Linked DNA regions of Homo sapiens: region 1 is linked to region 2. The links are chromatin loops, found by intact Hi-C in ENCODE. Cell type or tissue: OCI-LY7. All regions are shown on one strand. Each heading gives the region's core, and the rest is flanking DNA. Links, peaks and the distances in the headings are about the cores only.

Region 1 (10,726 bases), core at 2,936-7,935, 270 kb after region 2:
TTTCACTTCCTGGCTTCAGACTCTGGGCAGTGTGCTGGCATCTTGCTATATGCAGGCACACCTTGTTTTATTGCACTTCGCAGATGTTGTGCTTTTTACAGATTGGAAGTTTGTGGCAAGCCTGTGTCAGTCAAGCCTATGGCACCATTTTTCTAATAGCATATGTTCACTTCATGTCTCTGTGTCACATTTTGGTCATTTCTGCAATATTTCAAACTTTTTGGTACAATTACGTTTGTTTGATGTTACTATTATAACTGTTTTGGAGTGGCGTGAATTGCCCCCATATAAGATGGTGAACTTAATTGATAAATGTTGTGTGTGTCCTTACTGCTCCTCCAACTAGCCATTTCCCTGTCTCTCTCCCTCTCCTTCAGCCTCTCTAATTCTCTGAGACAAAATGATATTGAAATCAGGCCACTTAATAACCCTACAATGACCTCTAAGTGTTCCAGTGAAAGGAAGTCTCAGAGCTCTCACTTGAAATCAAAACTAGAAATGATGAAGCTTAGTGAGGAAGGCATGTTGAAAGCTGAGACAGCTGAAAGCTAGGCCTCTTGCACCAGACGGCCAAGTTGTGAATGCAAAGGAAAAGTTCTTGAAGGAAATTAAAAGTATTGCTCCAGTAAATACACGAATAAGAAAGTGAAACAGCCTTACTGCTGATACAGAGAAAGTTTGAGTGGTCTGGATAGAAGATCAAACCAGCCACAACATTCCCTTAAGCCAAAGCCTACTCCAGAGCAAGGCCCTAACTCTCTTTAATTCTATGAAGGTTGACAGGTAAGGAAGCTGCAGAAGAAAAATTGTAAGCTAGCAGAGGCTAGTTTATGACGTTTAAGGAAAGAAGCCATCTCCATAACATAAAAGTGCAAGGTGAAGCAGCAAGTGCTGATGGAGAAGCTGCAGCAGGTTACCCAGAAGATCTAGCTAAGACCGCTGATGAAGGTGGCTACAATAAACAACAGATTTTCAATGTAGATTAGAAGTTGCTATCTAACACTTTCATAGCTAAAGAGAAATCAATACCTGGCTTCAAAGCTTCAAAGGCCAGCCTGTCTCCCTTATTAGGGGCTAACACAGCTGGTGACTTTAAGTTGAAGCCAGTGCTCATTTACCATTCTTTACATTCTTAAGAATTATGCTGATTCTATTCTGCTCGTGCTCTGTCAATGGAATAACAAAGCCTGGATGATAGCACATCTGTTTACAGCATGGTTTACTGAATATTTTAGCCCACCATTGAGACCTGCTCAGAAAAAGATTTCTTTCAAAATGTTACTGTTCATTGACAGTGCACCTAGTCAACCAGGAGTTCTGATGGAGATGTACAAGGAGATTAATGTTGTTTTCATGCCTGCTAATACAACATCTATTCTACAGCCCATGGATCAAGGAGTAATTTTGACTTTGAAGTCTTATTGTTTAAGAAATACATTTCATAAGGCTTTAGCTGCCATAGATATTGATTTCTCTGATGGATTGGGGCAAAGTCAATTGAAAACCTTCTGGAAAGGATTCACCATTCTAGATGCCATTAAGAACACTCACATCTGTAATCCCAGCACTTTGGGAGACCGAGGCGGGCAGATCACGAGGTCAAGAGATCGAGACCATCCTGGCCAACATGGTGAAATTCCATCTCCACTAAAAATATAAAAATTAGCTGGGCGTGGTGGCACGCACCTGTAGTCCCAGCTACTTGGGAGGCTGAGGCAGGATGATCGCTTGAACCCGGGAGGCGGAGGTTGCAGTGAACCGAGATCACATCACTGTACTCTAGCCTCTTGACAGAGTGAGACTCCATCTCAAAAAAAAAACAAAAAACCGCCACCAACAACAAAAAAACCCACATTCATGATGCATGGGAGGAGGTGAAAATTTCAACATTATCAAAAATTTGGAGGAAGTTAATTCCAGCTCCGTGGATGACTTTGTGGGTTTCAGTACTTCAGCTGGGAAAGTCACTGCAGATGTGGTAGAAATAGCAAGAGAACTAGAATTAGAAATGGAGCCTGGCGATGTGACTGGATTGCTGCAGTCTCTTGACCAAACTTGAACGGATGAGGAGTTGCTTCTTAGGGAAAAACAAAGAAAGTGGTTTCTTGAGATAGAATCTATTCCTGGTGAAGATTCTGTGAATAACGTTGAAATGACAACAAAGGATTTAGAATATTACATTCACTGATAAAGCAGCAGCAAGGTTTGAGAGGATTGACTCCAATTTTGACAGAAAATGCCATCAAACAGTGTCACATGCTACAGAGAAATCTTTTGTGAAAGGAAGAGTCCATTATGTGGCAAACTTCATTGTCTTATTTTAAGAAATTGGCATAGCAATTTCTTGCTGTGGGGTTGCCACAGCCACCCTGACCTTCAGCAATCACTACCCTGATCAGTCAGCAGCTGTCAACATCGAGGCACGATTCCCCAGCAGCAAAAAGATTACAACGTGTGCTAAAGGCTCAGATGGTCATTAGCATTTTTCTTAGCAATAAAGCACTTTTCAATTAAAGTATGTACATTTTTAGACATAATTACATCGTACACACAATAGACTACATATAGTGTAAACATAAATTTACGTACACTGGGAAACAAAATATTTTTATGACTTGCTTTATTATAGTTATCTGGAACTGAACCTTCAATATCTCTGATGTATACCTGTACTTTTGATTCTCAGGATACATTCTTCTAAAAAATATTGCTGATTTAAGGGGTCAGATATGTCCTGGGAGCCTGTGGCTACTGATCCTATTGCCTCGGTCATCAGCCCTCCTGTTTTCCTAGGTGACATAGAGGGCTTGTAGGGTGGCTGTAGGGTGGTGGAAAAAGAAGCAGAACTGAATTCCAGGGCTGACTTTGCTGCTTGTTAGCTGGGTGACCTTGGGAAAACCACTTAACCTTTCTGGCCCTTACTTTCCTCATGGGAAATAAGATTAAAAATGTATGCGAAGGCTTAATATTGACAAGCTCTATTGAGTTTGAGATTTGACCTTAGAGTTTTTATTAATAGACCTGCCATTTGCTAAGCAAATTTTCTAGATAAAGATGTATACCTGGATGCATGTCATAGTACAGTCCCTGTTTGCCCAAGGTGAAGTTAATTTTATGTGATGGGGCAGAGTTAATCCTTGTTAGGCAAATGATGCAGTCTTCTCCGGAGTAGAAAACTGTGTAGACAAGAACAGCTTACCTACCTCTTAAGGCCATAGTTATTTATTTAGCATAAACCAAATACATGGTGATAAGGGAGATACAGTAAGATCTTTTGGAAGTCTTTTTATGGAAACTGATGTGTATTGAAGGTAGAAGACAAGCAATGGCGGAATGTTGTGTATGTCCAACCAGTGCACAAAAGTGGGAGTGGGTACCTCTAATGGGAGAGATCACTGGGGGCTTCCCGGAGGACGGGGTTCAAACTCTGCCTAAAGGATAAGGATAAGAGGATTTGGACTAGGAGGGAGGGCATTCCAGGTAGCTTAGAGGATTTGACCAAGCTTTTGTACAACATCTGTCATTCCACCCAGATGTTCTGCTGGCCATCATTTGCTCCCTGATGCCTTTAGTTTCTTGCCATTGCATTGGTTGGACTCTGCTTCTTGACTTCACATTGGGGCATGTGTTTTATTTTATTTTATTTTATTTTTAAGACGGAGTCTCGCTCTGTCACCCAGGCTAGAGTGCAGTGGTGCGATCTCGGCTCACTGTAACCGCTGGCTCCTGGGTTCAAGCGATTCTCCCGCTTCAGCCTCCTGAGTAGCTGGGATTACAGGTGCCCGCCACCACACCCAGCTAATTTTTGTATTTTTAGTAGAGACGGGGTTTCACCATGTTGGTCAGGCTGGTCTCAAACTCCTGACCTCGTGATCTGCCTGCCTCGGCCTCCCAAAGTGCTGAGATTACAGACGTGAGCCACCGGGCCCAGCCAGGGCATGTATTTTTACAGTAAACTCTGGGAAGCCAAGATGGAAAATAAAGCCCTTACTGGCTTAAACCAGGCTGAGGGAGATGGTCTCTTGAGTAAACACCATGCCTCGCTTTCTGTTTAAGCGTATCTTTTCTTTTCAAGCCTGCTCCTTCTGTGTAAGTGTATTTTTCAAAGTGTGACTCCACATCCTTTCAGAAAGTCCTTCGTATCCCATCAAGGGAGTAAGGTGATGGGTGAGAAGCTACTCTAAATAAATTAAGGGTAGTATCTGTTTTGGCTTCAAAGGGCAAAGGATCAAGGTTAGGGCAAGTAGAAATTTCTCCCTCTTGATTTTAAGTGAAATTTTTTATTTTTATTTTTATAAGACCCTAATTGCCTGCTTCATACCTAGAAGGCCAGAAACATTCCTGGATGTTGGACTAGCAAGCCAGAGAACAATCTAAGCAATGCCATTTCACTGGCCCCTTCTTCACCAGAACCCTTCCCCCAATAGTCCCATGCCCAAACACACGCACTCTTCACAGTATCCTCTTGTGCATGCTGCTTGCTTTGAGGGTGGTGCAAGTGCTATTGGGTGTCATTTTATATTACAGTTGTAATGCCCACGTGCCGCTGGAATCTTTGTATCTTAGTCACAGACTTCTAGAGTGTCTGAGCTGGAAGGAACCTTCATTCTCAGCCCCTTGTTTTACAGATGGGGAACTGAAAGCCCCCAGGTTGCCTGACTGTAAGTTGAGGTCTGTCTTCACCAGTTCATGGTTTGTTTTCAGTATCTGAGCAATAACAGCTGCTAATTATTGAGGCCCTGTGCTGAGTGCTTTTCATGCATCATGTCACTTATTTTTCATAACAACTGTATGAGGAAGGTATGACCATCATCTCTCCTTTAAGGTTAGAGAGGTTGAGTAATGTGTTTAGAGTTGGGTGTTGGAGCTGGGTGTTAGCAAAGATTTGAACTCAGTATACGGTGGCACTGGGGCACTGGCTCCTAACTGGTAGGCTGTGCTGCACTGTGTTTGCCAAGTGAGGCTGCCTCTATTCCCACTTCTTCCCTCACTTCCCATCGTCTTTCTTTTTCACTGCCCCACCAGGGATCTTGCTCTCAACTTGCCAAGGTAGGATTCCGACCATGGCTACCATGATGACTTGGAAGCCTGGACTCCAAAGGAAGGAGTTCCAAAGCCTTGATCAATGGAACAGAGGCATTGTCCTTGGGACCCGAAGGAGCTGATACCACGTCACTTATACCAGGATCCTTGCTGGTTAATTCACATAGGGCGGTGGAGGACACAGTGCAGTCTCTGTTTGCACTGGCTTATGGGAGACTGAGCAAGATAGAGTAGAGAGAAAGTAGATGAAAGGTGCCATGAAAGCCATCCTCAGCTCAAGCCTGTGTCTTCTTAGCAGGGGTCATTGCATCCTCTTTATTATCAAAGGGTGTGATCCTAATACGCTTATGAGACAGCCAGTGTAGATGTGATATCAAGCCAGCTCGGCCCTCCCTGGAGCCTCCATCATATGCATCTATGTGTCCCCCTTCATTACTTTCCGATTCCTTTTCCCCCTCCTACAGCAATAGCCTGAAGGATATTTTTAGGCCCCAGTGAGGCTGTGATCACTGACCCTTGGCTTCTGAAAATTTTTACACCGTTTTGAAGGGATGTGCATACTCAGGAATACAGCTATTTTTGAATCTGTACTAGAGATTCTAGGCTGTATCCTCCATGGGGGCTTATTTTTTAAGTTTGAGCAGAAAATATTCCAAGGGACATTGGTAGTGTAATGGATGATGAGCCTGTATGCTGATGCTGATTAGGCCAGAGTGGGTCCAGACTGCTCTGGCCATCCTTGACCGGAGGAAGAACTAGTACGTCCACCTTGCCTCAAGGGGAGCAGATCTGTCAATGGCTCAAAGCCTGGAGTGCAGTTCCTACTAGCTCCACCTGGAGTCTTAAAAGAGGAACAGATCAGCATGGAGGAGATCTTTGGGTCCTGGGCATTTTGCATTTTTTAAGGGTATAGAGTCATACTTTTATAGTTCAACAACATTGACAAGAATGGATGTTTTGAGTCCGTTGGTTAACCTTGGATTTGAAAAGAGGAAGAAAAACAGAAACCACACATTAGCAGGGCAGCACTGAGGTTACAGTCATGTTACCATAGACGCCAGGCTTGAAGAGCCGTTTGGGGACAACAGAGCACAACACTGGAAAAATAAATTTTTTAGAGACAGGGTTCCGCTCTGTCACCCAGACTTGAGTGCAGTGGTGCTCACTGTAACCTCAAGTTTTTGGGCTCAAACAACCCTCCCATCTCAGCCTCCTGGGTAGCTAGGATTACAGGTGTGGGCCACCATACCCAGCTAATTTTTTATTTTTTATTTTTGTAGAGATGGAGTCTTGCTGTGTTGCCCAGGCTGGTCTCAAACTCCTGGCCTCAAGTGATCCTCCTACCTTGGCCTCCCAAAGCTCTGGGATTACAACTGTGAGCCACCAGTTGTAATTTTTTTTTTTTTTTTTTTCCCGAGACAGAGTCTCACCCTGTTGCCCAGGCTCGAGTACAGTGGCACAATCTCGGCTCACTGCGACTTCTGCCTCCTGGGTTCAGGCAATTCTTGTGCCTCAGCCACCTTAGTAGGTGGGATTACAGGTGTGCACCACCACACCTGGCTAATTTTTGTATTTTTAGTACAGACAGGGTTTCACCCCATTGGCCAGGCTGGTCTCAAACTCCTGGCCTTAAGCTATCTACCCGCCTCAGCCTCCCAAAGTGCTAGGATTACAGGTGTGAGCTACCATGCCTGGCAAGCACAACATTTTTAATTTTCAAGAGCTACCAGTTTCTTTTCTGTCTCTGAAGAGACACTTCTCCCAAGGAAATTTCCATTAAAAAATTAATTTTGTGTGTCTGCCCGACAGATCATGGGAGACAGAGTGCTGTTATTTGTAAAACATTTTTAAAAATACATTTTTACCTTTATGGAGCAATGATATTCCTGGATTTATCTAAAAGGAAAATCTGACTGGTGTGGAAGAACAAGTGGAAGCTGTTAATGAAAATTTTGAAGTGAAGGAAATAGGAATGTGGGAATAGTGGGAGCCTGGGTGTTCTCTAACCAGGGAGAACTCTCAGGCAGAAAGTGGCTACTGTGGACAGTTTAGAGACTGGTGAGTTTAGGGCCTGTTGATTTCTGTTATTAGTTAGCATTGGCCTTTGTGTTTAGAGAGGAAGATGGTTATTACAGCTAGTGTCAGGAGAGCAAGGGGTGTCTTAATGGAGTTATGCACAGTTTTTGCCTATGACAACTCAGCCTCTTGGGCTCAGAGCATTCACTTAGACAGAGCAGCTCCATTCCTTGTGGTTTTCTGGTCAGTATTTTAGGACCATCAGTTCTGTGGCTCATGCAGGTGTGATGTATAAATGTCTGGCCTGGGAGAGATGCCAAAAAAGAAGTGGGGAGATGGAGTAAAAATCATTTGTCTGGAGGTTTTTCATTTACTGAGTCTCTTCAGGAAACTGGGAGAAGTTGAGTTTCCTTCCTTAATTCTCAAGTTCATTTTAGACATGAGAGAAAGAGACTCAGAGACATTAAGTGTCTTGGATTTTGTAGTTACTAATGGGGAAACCTAAGCCTGAAAACCAAGAATTTTCTGAATTCCTGGAATTTTTTTTTTTTTTTTTTTTTTTTGAGGCAGGGTCTCACTCTGTTGCCCAGGAAGAAGTGCAGTGGTGCAAACATTGCTCCCTGCAGACTTGACCTCCTAGGCTCAAGTGATGCTCCTACCTCAGCCTCCCAAGTAGCTGGGACCATGGGTGTGTGCCACCACACCTGGCTAGAATTTTTTGTAGAGACAAGGTCTCACCGTGTTACCCAGGCTGGTCTTGAACTCCTGGGCTCAAGGTATCCTCCCAAAGTGCTAGGTTTACAGACATGAACCAGTGTACCTGGCCAATTCCTGGAGCTTTTTACTGCTACAGACTGCCATGTGATTCAAATTAGGCTTTCAGAATGACCTCCTACTCCACAGAACTCCATTTTCACTGTCAGCCACAGTCCTAGAAATTCCACCCTTAGAAAGTCTTTCCTGTAAGTTAAACCTTGTTATGAGTAGTTAAAATACAGATGTCCTAGAGAAGGGCCATACCATCTTATCAGTCATGTGAACCTCAGTATAAATGAAATTTATGAGAGCTTTTTTTTGGAACAGACTGTCATTGGAGAGGGAGGAAAGAATATGGGGGCCCTGGACATCCTAGGGCAGGCAAAGGGCTCCATGTCGGGAGGCTAGGGACAGACATGTCTCAGGGACTCAGGTTTTTCTATAGGTGAGCCCTGAATGCCATTTTAAGTACATTCTACCCAGGTTGTTAGTGTTAAAATATTTGGATATGTTGAGGTTCTTCATATGTTAGTATCAACTCACAGGGCAGATTTATGTTTCAGAGTACCTATCATATAACCAGGAGCTTACTAAATAATGAAATACAGTATTATTGGTCATTACCTGTATTAAATAGGTTTATTCATCCATTGATATCCACCTTTTTGAAAAAAGGTTTGAAGTCAGTCTATAATATATATTATATGTTTTACTTATAGCTTACTTTGGGCAGTAGTAGTAGTGGTAACAATAATCATTATAATATCTTAGATGCTGCTTCCTCCAGGAAGTCTTCCCGGATCCTCCAAATCCAGCTACACATAGCTTTCTATGTGCATCTGTAGTGTGTTGCCTGCACCTTCCTCAGCCAGCACCTAACACACTATTTGGTATTTTCCTATTTGTTTATCTGTCTCTTTCACTATCTTTCTCAAATAAGATTCCTCATCTGACCACAGAACAACAACAACAACAAAAAACCGACATGAGTGAACTGTTTTCTGAGTTCTCCTAAAGATGGTACATGATTGGTAATTTTAGATAAACAGGAGAGAAGTTAAATCGTTATAATTAATGGATGTCCTAGATCAAGGGTCGACGACTTTCTTTAAAGGATCAGAGAGTAAATATTTTTAGCTTTGCGGGCCACAGAGTCTCTGCGAAAACAACTTGGCTCTACCATTGTAGTGCAAAAGCAGCCATAGACAATACAAATAAACAAATTTATTTATAAACAAAGGCAGTGACTGAGATTTGGCCCTGGGGCTGCGGTTTACTGGTGATCCCTGTGGCTTAGGGCTTGAGAGTTTACTCCTCTCTCAGAAGCTGGCTGAGGAGGTATCAGACTGACTGCATGTGAGCTTGATGCAGGCAGAGATTCTGACTTGCTTCCCACCTTTCCCCTGGTGGCTGGCCCTGTCCTGGTACACAGTAACTGCTCAACAAATATTAGCTCTTGTTCATTCATTCATTCAACAAGAATTTGTTGAGTGCCTGTTGTGAGCCAGGCATGATTCGAGGAGCTTGGGATATGTGAGCACAGAAAACAGATAAGGTCTCTGTCCTCATGGAGCTCACATTTTAGCAAGGGAAGACAAATAATACGCAAGAAACAGTAAATCATAAATGGTGGGGTATGTGATAAGATGATAAAGGCCACGGAAAAAGAGACATTACTAAGCAAGGTAAGGGGCATTGGAATTCCCTGGGGAGGTGCGGAGTGGCCAGGTTGGGGTGTTATGTGGGCTGGTCAGCACTGGCCTCGTTGAGAGGGTGAGGTTTGAGCAAAGACTTGAAGGAGGTCATGGAGTCAGCCTAGTGGCTGGCCTGAAATGCCCTCTCTCCTCCCTCTCACCGTCTCCACTATCAGCTTTCTTTCTACGCAGCTAAGAGTCTCTCTTCCCCCAAAGTCGTGTAGTAGGAAGCGCTCGGGGCTTCAAGGGACCTGGATTCCAGGCATGGCTCTGCTGGTGACCTCGGTGGGCTCTTTCTGCTCTGCAAGTCATAAGGCCACTTGGGGCCTGCTGGCCCCTGCCTTCTCAGAACAACGATTTTGCTTTGAGCCTGTGCACATGGCATTCATTGTGTAGCAGTTTCATGGGGTGGTCTTAGCTTCAAGGAAAACCTCCTGGAAGGCAGGGGCCATCTCACACTTTTTATATCTGCTGTATAGCAGGTGGCACCATGTGGGCTGCGCAGTTGAGGCTGGGTAATTATGAAGTGCAGTCCAGTGGAAAACATTAAACCCTGGGCTGGGTGCGGTGGCTCACGCCTGTAATCCCAGCACTTTGGGAGTCCGAGGCAGGTGGATCATGAGGTCAATAGATTGAGACCATCCTGGCCAACATGGTGAAACCCCGTCTCTACTAAAAATACAAAAATTAGCTGGGCGTTGTGGCGTGCACCCGTAGTCCTAGCTACTTGGGAGGCTGAGGCAGGAGAATCGCTTGAACCTGGGAGGTGGAGGTTGCAGTGAACAGAGATGGCGCTACTGCACTCCATCCTGGCAATAGAGCAAGACTCCATCTCAGAAAAAAAAAAAAAAAATTAAACTCTGAAATTCAGTTCCATGTCTATAGTTGAGCCTGATTTTACGTAATGCTTGCAGTCCTGAAAGACAGTATACTCATCCATGTAAACGGGGGGGTTGTCTGCGTTAAGTGGTGTGAGCATTGGAAGTTAGCAAATGCCAGTGAGAGAAGCAGCAGCTTGATGGTATGACTGGGAATCTGACAAACACAAAAGGAGATGAGGTTACACAGGTCCGTGTGTTCTCCGCCTTCCTGGAGCAACAGGACTTTTGGCCTGGGCCTCTGTTGTGTGTTAAGAGAACCCTGAGCCTGAGTGTAGGGGTGGATTTTTTGATGCGCAGATCCCCCCTGCAGGCCTGAAGTACTCACTCCCCAACTGC
Region 2 (10,726 bases), core at 2,445-7,444:
TAGAATCTGTCTTTAAAATTTTTATTTTACAGTTCAATTTCTCATTTTCAGAAATTTGGGCTTTCACTGTTTTGATAAAAATTTGCCACATCTAACTTAACTGCAGATTTATTTAATTGCTGCAGGATAGTTTAATTAACCTTCTTATTTCTAAGCCAAATTGTGATTCTCTGGTTTCACACGCCTACTTTTACCTGAGAATTTCTCTCAGGCTTATAATCAGCAGCAGCAGTGCCCCCAAGTAAGCATCTAATAATATCCATAATATTTGTATATAAAATTAATTATGCAGAGATATAATCAATCTCAGTACACGTCTTTAACCTTTCCCAAAGAGCTATAACTCATGTTTAGTTAAATACCAATCACATTCTCCATTACAAAGAAAAATACTCTTCATCCTAATTTGAATAAATGAATTTGGTTTTAATACATTTATATGTGTTTCTAAATATAAGATAGCTAAGTCTTGGCATACTGGTGTCTTTTGCTTTAAGAACTTTTCACCTAGTACTATAGCATTCATAGATCTTCCTATGAGAATATCCAATATTTGGTTCTGAATGTTTTTAATTCTTGTGTTCAAACAGCTGTATGGGGTTGTAGAGCTTGTTAAAAAAATTGGTTGTGGTGGGGGGGCGTAAGTTGGTTACCAGTTGTCACCCAAAAATAACAGTTTCTTTTATTAGGGTATTACAAATGCAAATGGTTAATGTGGAATAAACTGTATACTAGGTTTTCGTTAGAATGTCTGAAGCTATCACACAAGGCATTCATCTGCATTCCCTGTTTATGGGGATGAAATACGTAGTCATTTGAAGTCCACAATATGTATACTGTGTTTGTAATAACTGCAGATTTTACAAGCACATTATTCTTTCCATTAGGATTAAAACCTCACCGAATAGCAATTTGTGAAAGAATTCTAGCAGGGCCCAGAGCCCAGAACTCTGACCTCTGATGAGATGCTTGGCAGCAACAAACTCTAGGTCTAGGCAAAACATCTGGTTTGAGTTAGACTTCCTGAAAAAATAGCCCCTGTACTGGGGAAACTGGTATTCACCGAGCTTTGTATATATACTTTGACTGACTTCAACACTGCTATAAGGAAAAAAAAAAAAAAGAAAGAAAAGAAAAGAAAAAGGAAAGAAAGACTCCACTAGAATGCTTGTCAATCATGACAGACTCCTTGGTGGCCCCTCCAGAGTTAAGCACTTTTATTAGCTAGAACAGTCTATTTCTCTCCATTCCTTAAGTACTTTTTTCCACATTATAGTATACAGAAAATACAATAATGTCAAAATAAATTTAAGTTTGTTATTAACAAACAAATTACATTACTTTTAATCACTCCAGGGAAGAAATCACTAAATTTAACTTCATTCTGTTTACATACATGGAGAGAAAAAATGTAAAACATGTTGAGAGTTCCTATAAATTTGGTAAATATTAAAACTCAAAAAAAAATAGCTTCTAACTAGTGTTCCTTTCTTATAAAAATTACAAACTTAAATGTGGTAGTGATGTTTATTGCAAAGAGGTTCTTTCTGTTTTTGTTTTTAATCTTCACTGCAAATCTGATGAAAAACAAAACTCAGAAATTACTCCTCTAATATATACAGAGAGAGACTAGAGAAAAAGTTCTGGGTTAACATACAAATATAAAATAATTTGGAGACAAAACATTCTTTTTAAAGATTCTTCTGCTCATTTTCCTCTTCTGATAAGCAACTTTAGTAGGACAAATGTGGCAATTCGTCCACTGCAATTAACATAAATCTCCAGTTCATTTTAAACCTATCAAAATGTGAGTATTAAATTATTCCAACATTCTTATATACACAGTCTTTCGAAGCAGAGTTCTTACAGGTCAGATTGAAGACAGCCTCAAACTATGAATGGTGCTACAAAAGGAAAAAGCGTTATCTAGCAGGATCTATTAGCCAAAGACTAATGTACAGCCCTAACAGAAGCATAAAAGCAGGATATTACAATGTGGTATTCCCTATCTTGCCTAAGATTTTATTTGAATTTCTAGTAAAAGCAAAAATGTAATCCAATTTACCCCATTGTCAATGTGTAAGATCGTGGTACTGTGAGATAATGACTGGGAGCATGATTCACTTTGAAAGACCTGGGAGAGTTTTGTCAATCTCAGGTGGTGGTAAATTGCCATTTTATCTTTCTATATATCACCTTAATTTAATTATTCCCTTTGTGAGTAGAAGTGTAAACTTATTTAAATTTAGTGTTTTGAAAGAACAGTGTGGAATATAATACAAATTAATAGTTGTACATTTCTTTAGGTACAAATTTACTTTTCCACCCAACGGCACTGTGAAGGACTCCATTGAATAGTAACATGTTATAAAACATCAATCTAATTGTCCAACAAATATCAGCAGTTTGCAAACCCCACTTTTACCACACTTTAGGGAGCAATTTAGGAATAATTATGATTACTTACACTCTGCTTGCAGGTAAAAAATAAAGTCTTATTGACCAAACTCAAGCGATAGTCTGCTCTAAGTTCCTCAGAGTTCTTACAATGCACGAACATTTGTTTGTCTACTTCTCACAAACAGCACGGTTTTTCATGTGTCACAATCATTCAGCAAATTATGAACATTGTTATATCTTAACATTATAAATTTTTAAAAAGCACATTCATATTTCTATCACAAAATCTTGTTTCTATTCTAATTTGAATCAACAGAATAATCACAGAAAGTAAGAAGTAAAAAATTTTACTTCTCCAAGCTTTGTTTCTTGAATCCATAATTTTTATATATTTTAACAAAGTTTTCCTTTGCCAGTTTTGGGTAAATATTATGTAGCTCAAATTTAGCATCTCTTTTCTCCACACTCTTAAAATCTCCTTGTGTACACCCACCACACACACAATTCCTCTACACTTCTTAGTTTGCTATAAAATGTTTTTCTAAGATATTCATTTTGACACAAAAGTTAATGAAGGACATGACAAACTCTTTTCATTTAAATTTAATTTTTAAGAGAATATATTCTGAAATTAAATGCAGATTAATATTAGTAAATTTCTATAAGGGTGAATTTACTTTTCCACTTCAAAACCAGAATAAAGTAAACCAGTTCATTTCAGAAAGAAGGCAGAAGCATTTTTTAAAAACTGTGTAAGAATGTATGCAGCATTATCATACGTATTTATATGTAATCGTATTGCAGGTATGTGATAGTAGATTTAGGAATAGAGTTTTTAGAATAATCATCACCTGGGCTGCCTAAATTATTTTTGAAAGACTGCTTTCCCTTAAACCTGACTGTACAACAATCTATATTTAGGTCAGAGCAAAAACATAAATGTGCGTAACTTGACATGTGTAATCTTTTCATTTTGTCTGATGATGATAAAGAGGAAAGCCATTATCCTAACTCTGAAGGCCACTCAGAGGGAAACCCTCTGAAGCATAGGGAAGGGGACTTCCCTGTCACCCCCCTTCTGATAGGGATAACAAGCAAACATTTTCTCCCTGACACAACTTTGCAATGTATGTAGTTAGTTAAATCCTGCGAGTACAGATTTTTTTAAAGTTGACTTTAACAATAAATAGTAACCAAAAAATAAAAAATAAAAAAATAACAGTGGTGATTTTGTGTTCTAGTAGTACTTTTACCCTGGAATTAAACAGCAAATTTTCTTTCCAAAAGAGCATGTCACTGCTAACCCTGTGCATTTTTGAAAGCTATTGCCACAAAGACACATTTATAAAATAAGCCCCACTTGTTAAAACTGTAACATTGCCACCATCACTACAGTTTCACCTTAGTGACTTAAATAAATATACATAAAGTAATAAACACTATATGTTTTATAGAGTTCTGTGAACCAGAAAAAAAAAATCACCTTACTAAATAACCTCCTGGCAAATGCAAAAGAAAAGCTAAATTTGGTTTGCTCATATTTTCTGAGTCCCCAGAATATAAAAAGCAGTGGGGGAAAGCTTGTTTAACTGAAAGACTTCTGCTTATTTCATTTTCCACACTGGCCTTTCTGGAAAGTAAGGGGAAAAAAAGTATTAAACAGGAAAGAATGAAACAATTAGAAAACGGCAATCAATATATTCTATGTTTTAAGATGACCTTGATAGAAATTTTTCTGCTGACCGAGGTGAGAGACTGAAAATAAGCTCTGTAAGAATCAGACAGGATGGCCTGCTATCCCAGGTGGTCAAATGTCCAGCAAGTAAGTTAACCCTTTTGTTTTCTTGACAGTTAAGTGATGGTAAAAAAAACTTTCCATGCTACTGCTGTTAGATGGTTCTCATGTCAAATGTTTATTCAGAATTGAGGGACAGAAAATATTAATGGCTACTGTCATATAACCAATGTTAAAAAATATATTGTTTCAGACTTGCTAATACATAATGGGCATTTTGTAAAGTTTGAGTATAATTTTCGAGTCATCACCTGGATGCTATCAATAACAACAACACTTATTTTAAATAGCCCCAAATTACATACAGTTGAGTAAATTTTAATTTGTTTTCATTTAAGGTCTTCTAAAGTTGAGGCCAGCATGCTGAAGAAAAATATTAAACTATCTATAACCCTGTGTCAACATATGATGCTACTGGGAATGCTAAGTGAATTAATTTTCCAAGGAAAATTAATTACTTATGACTTACAGTTGTAAAAGCAAACAACGTAACTCTGGATTAGGGCACGTTTAATTTCTGTTTGTAGTAGCGATTAAATTAATTTCATTTAATTCATGGTATGTAATGGAAAGCAGAACAAAAATGAAATTCCAGACAATGGCTGACATAGAAAATGTATATATTTATGAAGCCGATCCAAAAATAAAGGTCATGGATATTAATCACTGGATAATAGACCTGTATTTTTAATGGCTCTATAATAATGGGTTTTTATAGCATCATTTTTGAAAAAGTATTATCAAATAGAAAAGTCTAACACAGAGAAACAAAATATAAAACTGTAACAATATCCTGTAACATCGCCTAATACTCCTCCCTGTCACCCCAAAGAAGGCCACTGGAATAAGGATTTACACATCTTTTATTTATAACTGAATAATTTTTGTCCACACAGATTTGGGAAGCTAAAATTAAAAATACCATTACATGATTTGCGGATGAAGTTCTTAAAATTACAACTTTTTTCCCTTGACACCCAACTACTAAAGTGCTTTGAAAATGGATCATCTGTGATTCAACTGACTGAATTATGCACCTGAGCACTACTAGGACAACAGATTTTGGCCAACAGAGCCCTAAGAATACATGCACAGCTGTGCATATGAAAATATTCACCTTTTATATGCCACCACTTCCTACCTGCTCCAATTAAGCTAGAAGTAATCTTTTTATTTCAAATCTCAACTTCATGGTATAGCTAATATTTTAAGATAAAGAAACAAATCTTGCCTTGATACTAACTGCAATTAAATAGTTTAAAGTAATATAAGAAATGTCATTCTCACGGCGTATGTTAAAAAAATACCCCGACAAACACTTCATGTTCTGGTAAAAACCTAAATATTAACTGTCACTAGCCACCTGGTGAAATCACTGATAGTCTAATTCAGCTAACATTTGGGAGCTGTTGACTTCAAGAGACCAAGAAATTTGACACGTGCATTTAAACTAAAATATTTTCAAGGACTTATGCTTTTAGAAAAAAATGTAGGTGTAAACTTCAGATGAAAAACAGTACAAACACAATGCAAATGAGAATAGAAACTATACTCATACAAAATATGCTTTTCAAAATTTGACTTTTTACAAATTTTAAACTAAATTATTCCCTTTCCTAGTTACAGCTCATATCTCAAAAAGCACTTACTATTCACATATTCTCTTTTAAAATAAAAATTAATTTATGTAATGTCTTTGAGATCAAAGAGAAAATAATATATTCTAAAATCCATTATAATTTTAAACCTATCAAACCAAGGAGAACTTGTGATGTTACTTTGGAGTTTATGAAAATAAAAAATTTTGGCACTGTAGCTTTTAAGGGGATTTTTCTGAACTATCTCTGCAATGTCAAAAGATTAATTGAAGAGAGAAACTTTTCCATTCTGAGAGAAGCTGTGACCTGAGCGTGATTAGAAAACATTTGTTTTATTTTGAAGGGTAAAACTAAATGAAACAACAGAAGCCTCACCCTTTCTGGCTTGTTTTCCTAAAACACAGGATTACCTTTATTTCAAAATGGGCTTCACTCAGCATAAGCCAGACTGAAAGTAGTCTGTTTACAAAATGGCCTAAATTAAGTCTCTTTAGAGTAGGAGGTACATTCAGCTATTTTTCTGCTACTAAAGCTACCCAGAAGACTGAAACATCATCTTGGACCCTCTGACAACTTTATTTCCTTTCACACTTGGCTTCAAAATTAGAACAGTGTTTTAAGAAAAAAGACAAAGACAGAAACAAGCAACCATATCCTTCTTCATCAGAACAAAATCTGTCCTGTTATCCACATCAGTGCTGCCTTACTACATTTTTGAAAACAGAATGCTTTTCAGATTGGCAGTGGAGTCTACAAGAGAGGGAAGAGTTACACCAATACTTCCTTTTTAGAACACACACAAAACACCCTCTACATTCCCTTAAGTCTGAAATGAATTTCAGAAGTCTCTTCAGGTATTTTATTACAACTCACATTCATATTTCAGTAGAATGACTACAGGGGAATCACTAATTTTTTATGTAAACTATGACGTTTTGGCAAATATTATATGACCAACTATAAATCCACAAGTCTCAAATACTAAAGAGTTGGTAATTACATGATGAGAAACAGCTTGATTAGGGGAGAGGAAAGGCAGGCTGTCAACAAACAAACAGCTGTTTCTTATTGCCAACCGATAACCAGATCATGCATCCCAACAAACTACAGAGTTTGTTTCTGTTGTTGCTGCTGTGTTTGTTTTTAAGCATTCTACCCTCTTCCACTCCCACCTCCAAAATACTGAGTCAATTTAGATGTGAACCACAACAGAAGAATCAGATACACAAGGATAACAAGTAAAACACTATAGACTTACAAAAAATTCTGTAGGTAATAACTAACAGAAGTTTAAAGTGTACTTTCCAATTCAACTTTAAATGCCTATCTTTCCCTGTGCAACACGTCCTGTCATTACTATTTATAAGAGGCAGGCAATGGGCCTTCACTTCCTCATTCCTGGATTATGACCACAGCAACGCTGCCACTCTCTCTGATCCTTTGTTTTGGAAGCTTTCCCCATTGGCTGCTTCTGTCCTTCCTTTCAGCAGAAAGGAATGAACATGCTTATACCTGACAGGTGTGAACTAAATGACCTTGAGGGTCCCTTGTAACCTGAAATTAAATGATTCAGTGAATATTTGATAAGGTTAGCATATGAATAAACAACAGGAATAAACAGGACCTTAACATCAAAGGTTTAAACAAAGAACTACTAAAGTGAATGAAATTTTTTTGATTTCATGAAGTGAAAACACTTTCACATATGCACCTTGAGGCACTTCCATGTCTAATTTTTTTCCCTTTAACACTCCTTCAGAAAACATATCGGTATCCTTATCTTATTTTCCAAGAAGGTAAAATTACTTTCCCAAGGTGACATGACACATGAGTAGCTAAACCAAGGTCCATAGCTCACTTTGGGGTCCAGGGCTCTGTGTTCTTTCCACTAAACCACACTGAACAAGGATGGTGCCAGTGAAAATGTTTCTGAAATTTTAGTTTAAAGCAGGCTCCTGTCTATGTAAGATCTTTATCTCTCAGGGAAATTTTCACTAAACACACCCTGAATAACCCAACGGCAAGGATGGGCATAGGTCAATGAGCATAGTTATGTGCCCAAGGTATGACTAACCAAGTATTCTAATCTAGAGTCCAAATTTCCTTTTACAAACTTAATGATAAACATTAAGTTTGTAAATTTATCCACAAGAAAACACGTCCTGGCTCACTGCCAACTTCCATGTTCCATTTTATTCACAATCATGCCCTGATCATCTAGCTGACTGGGCTGGATGTCTTCTGCATTCTGCTGCCATCACTGGGTCAGTGTTCAGTTAATGCTAATTCTGGTAGCATGCCCGTAAATTTGTATTTTGAAAAACTAAAAAAAGTTGCTTAAATTTGTCAACACATATCCGACTAGGTTTCAAATCGTAAAAGAGGTTTGGATCACTTTTTTAAAAGGCTGGTTGTATTTCACACCATATGAGGGGGGTTCTGAATGAGGAACTAGGGAACAAACCACCTCTTCAAAAGGCAGCTCACAGAAGGTTGGAAGGGAGTCGAGGAAACAGGCACATAGCAAGCAGGCACAGAAGGAAATGCTGAGGAAGGCAGGGAAGAGCAAGGATACACTTGAAATTATGGCTTCTCTATTATCTATGTTTTAAAAATAACTTATGTTCTGCATTGGTTTGTGGTGGGCATTTAGAAGAGAGAAAGGAAGAGTAACAGACTTTTCAAAACCAACTCCCAAGAATAACTTCTTAAATCTCAACTTTATAAAAAGTAGCAAAACCATTATGAACACAAATTCTCTTTTAAAAATTTAAATGCTGGCTTACATAGTATCAAAGATAACTCTCTTGAAATGTCCAGGACATAGTTTAATTCTACTAGTGAAGACATCTGAAAGTTTGAGAGGCCCAACCAATGCCATTAAAACGAAGTTATGCCTACAATCCAATTTTAAAATGAAATTTCTACCTCAATCTGGGACTGTCCATGATCATTACTAATCACCACTATGGAAGCAGTTTCAAAGTAGATACAAAGTCACCAGGAATGACTGGTCATGATGACCGAATAACAACCCAACCAGGCGTGCCAGCGCTCCCTCCCAGTCTACCCTGTTTACAGAAACCACAGGCGTGGACCTCTCTCCTCTATAGCCTGTCTTTAAACTACACAAATAATGTATCTCCTGGACTTTGTCAACTCTCCTGGGGAAGTGTTATGAAGGAATGACACAATTTTTAGAGTAAATGTAGGGATCTGAAGAGAAATGTGGTGTGCCACTCCAAAGAAGCAGAGATAAAATATAAAACGGATTGTTATCCTTCCTTTCATGGAGACTTGTAATGTTCCAGATATAAAATACCTTAATTGTTGGCAGTTAAATGGCTTACTGATTTCCAAGTCTTCCTGTCTGTTAATGGTTGGTACTTGGCACATCTGGAAAATGACGGAGTCTTTCAAAAATACTGCTGGGAAGATGACCTGTTTTCACTCTCTCTCTAGGCAGGTTCACATCACCAGATGATGCTGGATATGGCTCCACTCCAAGGAAAACAACCTTTTCTTGGTCTTTCAATGGCTGTTTATGAGTATACAACAAGTGCTTTCTATATACTGCAAACTCGTTAGACAGACAAGTCCCTCTGTCAATCCCACTCTACAGTGCATATGCTTCTGTGTGGTACACATCCCCACCTTCTCCCATAACTGACGCCGCCCCTACTTTTAAACCTCAGAGATTCAACTGCCCCCCCCAACTTTTAAATCTCAGAGATTCTCTTACAAGATATTAATTTTCTTTTCCACTATGGATCTGCTTAAAAATGCATCCTACAAAAGGGAAGAACAGGTGCCTCATTTTCCTTGACTCTTATTTGACTTCAGATAGTTATCGTCATTCATTGAGAGCTTAGAATATTGACTTATTCTGTGGAGTCCTCTTCTGAGATAGATGTGGGAGATACTTGGAAGCTAAAAAGATGCTACTCAGTTCCCTAATGCCCTAACGTGTCGATCCTCCTCCCTTTTTTCTCTTCAGTTTGCTGATGAGAGCTGTTTAGTTCATTTACTAAGTTTTTATTTTCCCACAATAAAATGAAGAAAAGAAACAGAGATTAAAAATTGTACAAAAACATTACAGGAAAAAAAAAGGAATCATTTTGTAGATAAACTTCATGTTGTGGTGTTGAAAGTTAAGGTCCACAAATCAAAATGCAGTCATTTCTACAGAGCTAGGCTTTTTCACTGCACTCGCAGCGAATCACGCTGTGGTTAGTTGAAAGTGCTGTTCACATAATAAATTAACCACCTCATTTCCTTCATCACCAAAATATACATAGCGCCCTCATACAGATTTGTTTTAATAAAAGTAATAAAGCAAGCCCAGAGGTTATGGCTGTTATGACATAATCACACCTCTGAGACTTAAAAACACTCACTTGCACATCATGCCTCAAAAAGTCTTTGCAAGTTCCCTTCCAACAAAACCTAACTGCATTCATACCCTCTGGCCCCATGTATTCAAAATAAATAATGAAACAAAAGCCTTGTATATGTCAGAAAATTATCCCTTTCCATTAAGCATTTGAAAAGAATATACACTTTTTAATAATACAGTACAATAAACAGATTGGGTGCCCTGCTCTAGATTATTAAAGACAACACATCAGCAGAGTTAAAAGTACACTAAGAGGAGATCGAAACCATCCTGGCCAACATGGTGAAACCCCGTCTGTACTAAAAAAAAAAAAATACAAAAAAAAAAATTAGCCAGGCGTGGTGTCGGGCACCTGTAGTCCCAGCTACTTGGGAGGCTGAGGCAGGAGAATGGCGTGAACCTGGGAGGCAGAGCTTGCAGTGAGCTGAGATCGCGCCACTGCACTCCAGCCTGGGCAACAGAGCGAGACTGCATCTCAAAAAAAAAAGTACACTAAGAAGGCTGCTAACCTGCCTACTATCCCACCCAAAAATAGAT

What was found. A loop is a pair of places that touch in the nucleus more often than their neighbours do. Peaks named below come from ENCODE experiments on the same cell type or tissue, not always from the same donor. Only the 100,000 strongest peaks of a DNase experiment are listed, where the experiment ranks them.
Region 1: it touches region 2 in a loop (3-fold over the local background); 1 of 110 quality-filtered maps calls a loop at or near these places.

The regions. Positions count from the first base shown.
Region 1 is chr2:45,724,020-45,734,745 of GRCh38, forward strand. All of the region lies in intron 1 of PRKCE (protein kinase C epsilon), which reads left to right. Among named protein-coding and RNA genes, the nearest start is that of PRKCE-AS1, 54 kb to the left of the region's middle. RefSeq lists enhancers at 5,718-5,797, 6,178-6,317, 8,778-9,285. In OCI-LY7, for the core only: CTCF peaks have their summits at 5,880 (motif pointing left) and 6,079; DNase peaks (open chromatin) are centred at 4,672, 5,262 and 6,012; H3K4me3 peaks cover 2,862 bases; H3K27ac peaks cover 4,426 bases.
Region 2 is chr2:45,452,160-45,462,885 of GRCh38, forward strand. All of the region lies in intron 16 of SRBD1 (S1 RNA binding domain 1), which reads right to left. Among named protein-coding and RNA genes, the nearest start is that of SRBD1, 150 kb to the right of the region's middle. In OCI-LY7, for the core only: no CTCF peak of the experiment used is centred there; DNase peaks (open chromatin) are centred at 3,412, 3,942, 5,252, 5,592 and 3 weaker places; H3K4me3 peaks cover 4,102 bases; H3K27ac peaks cover 5,000 bases.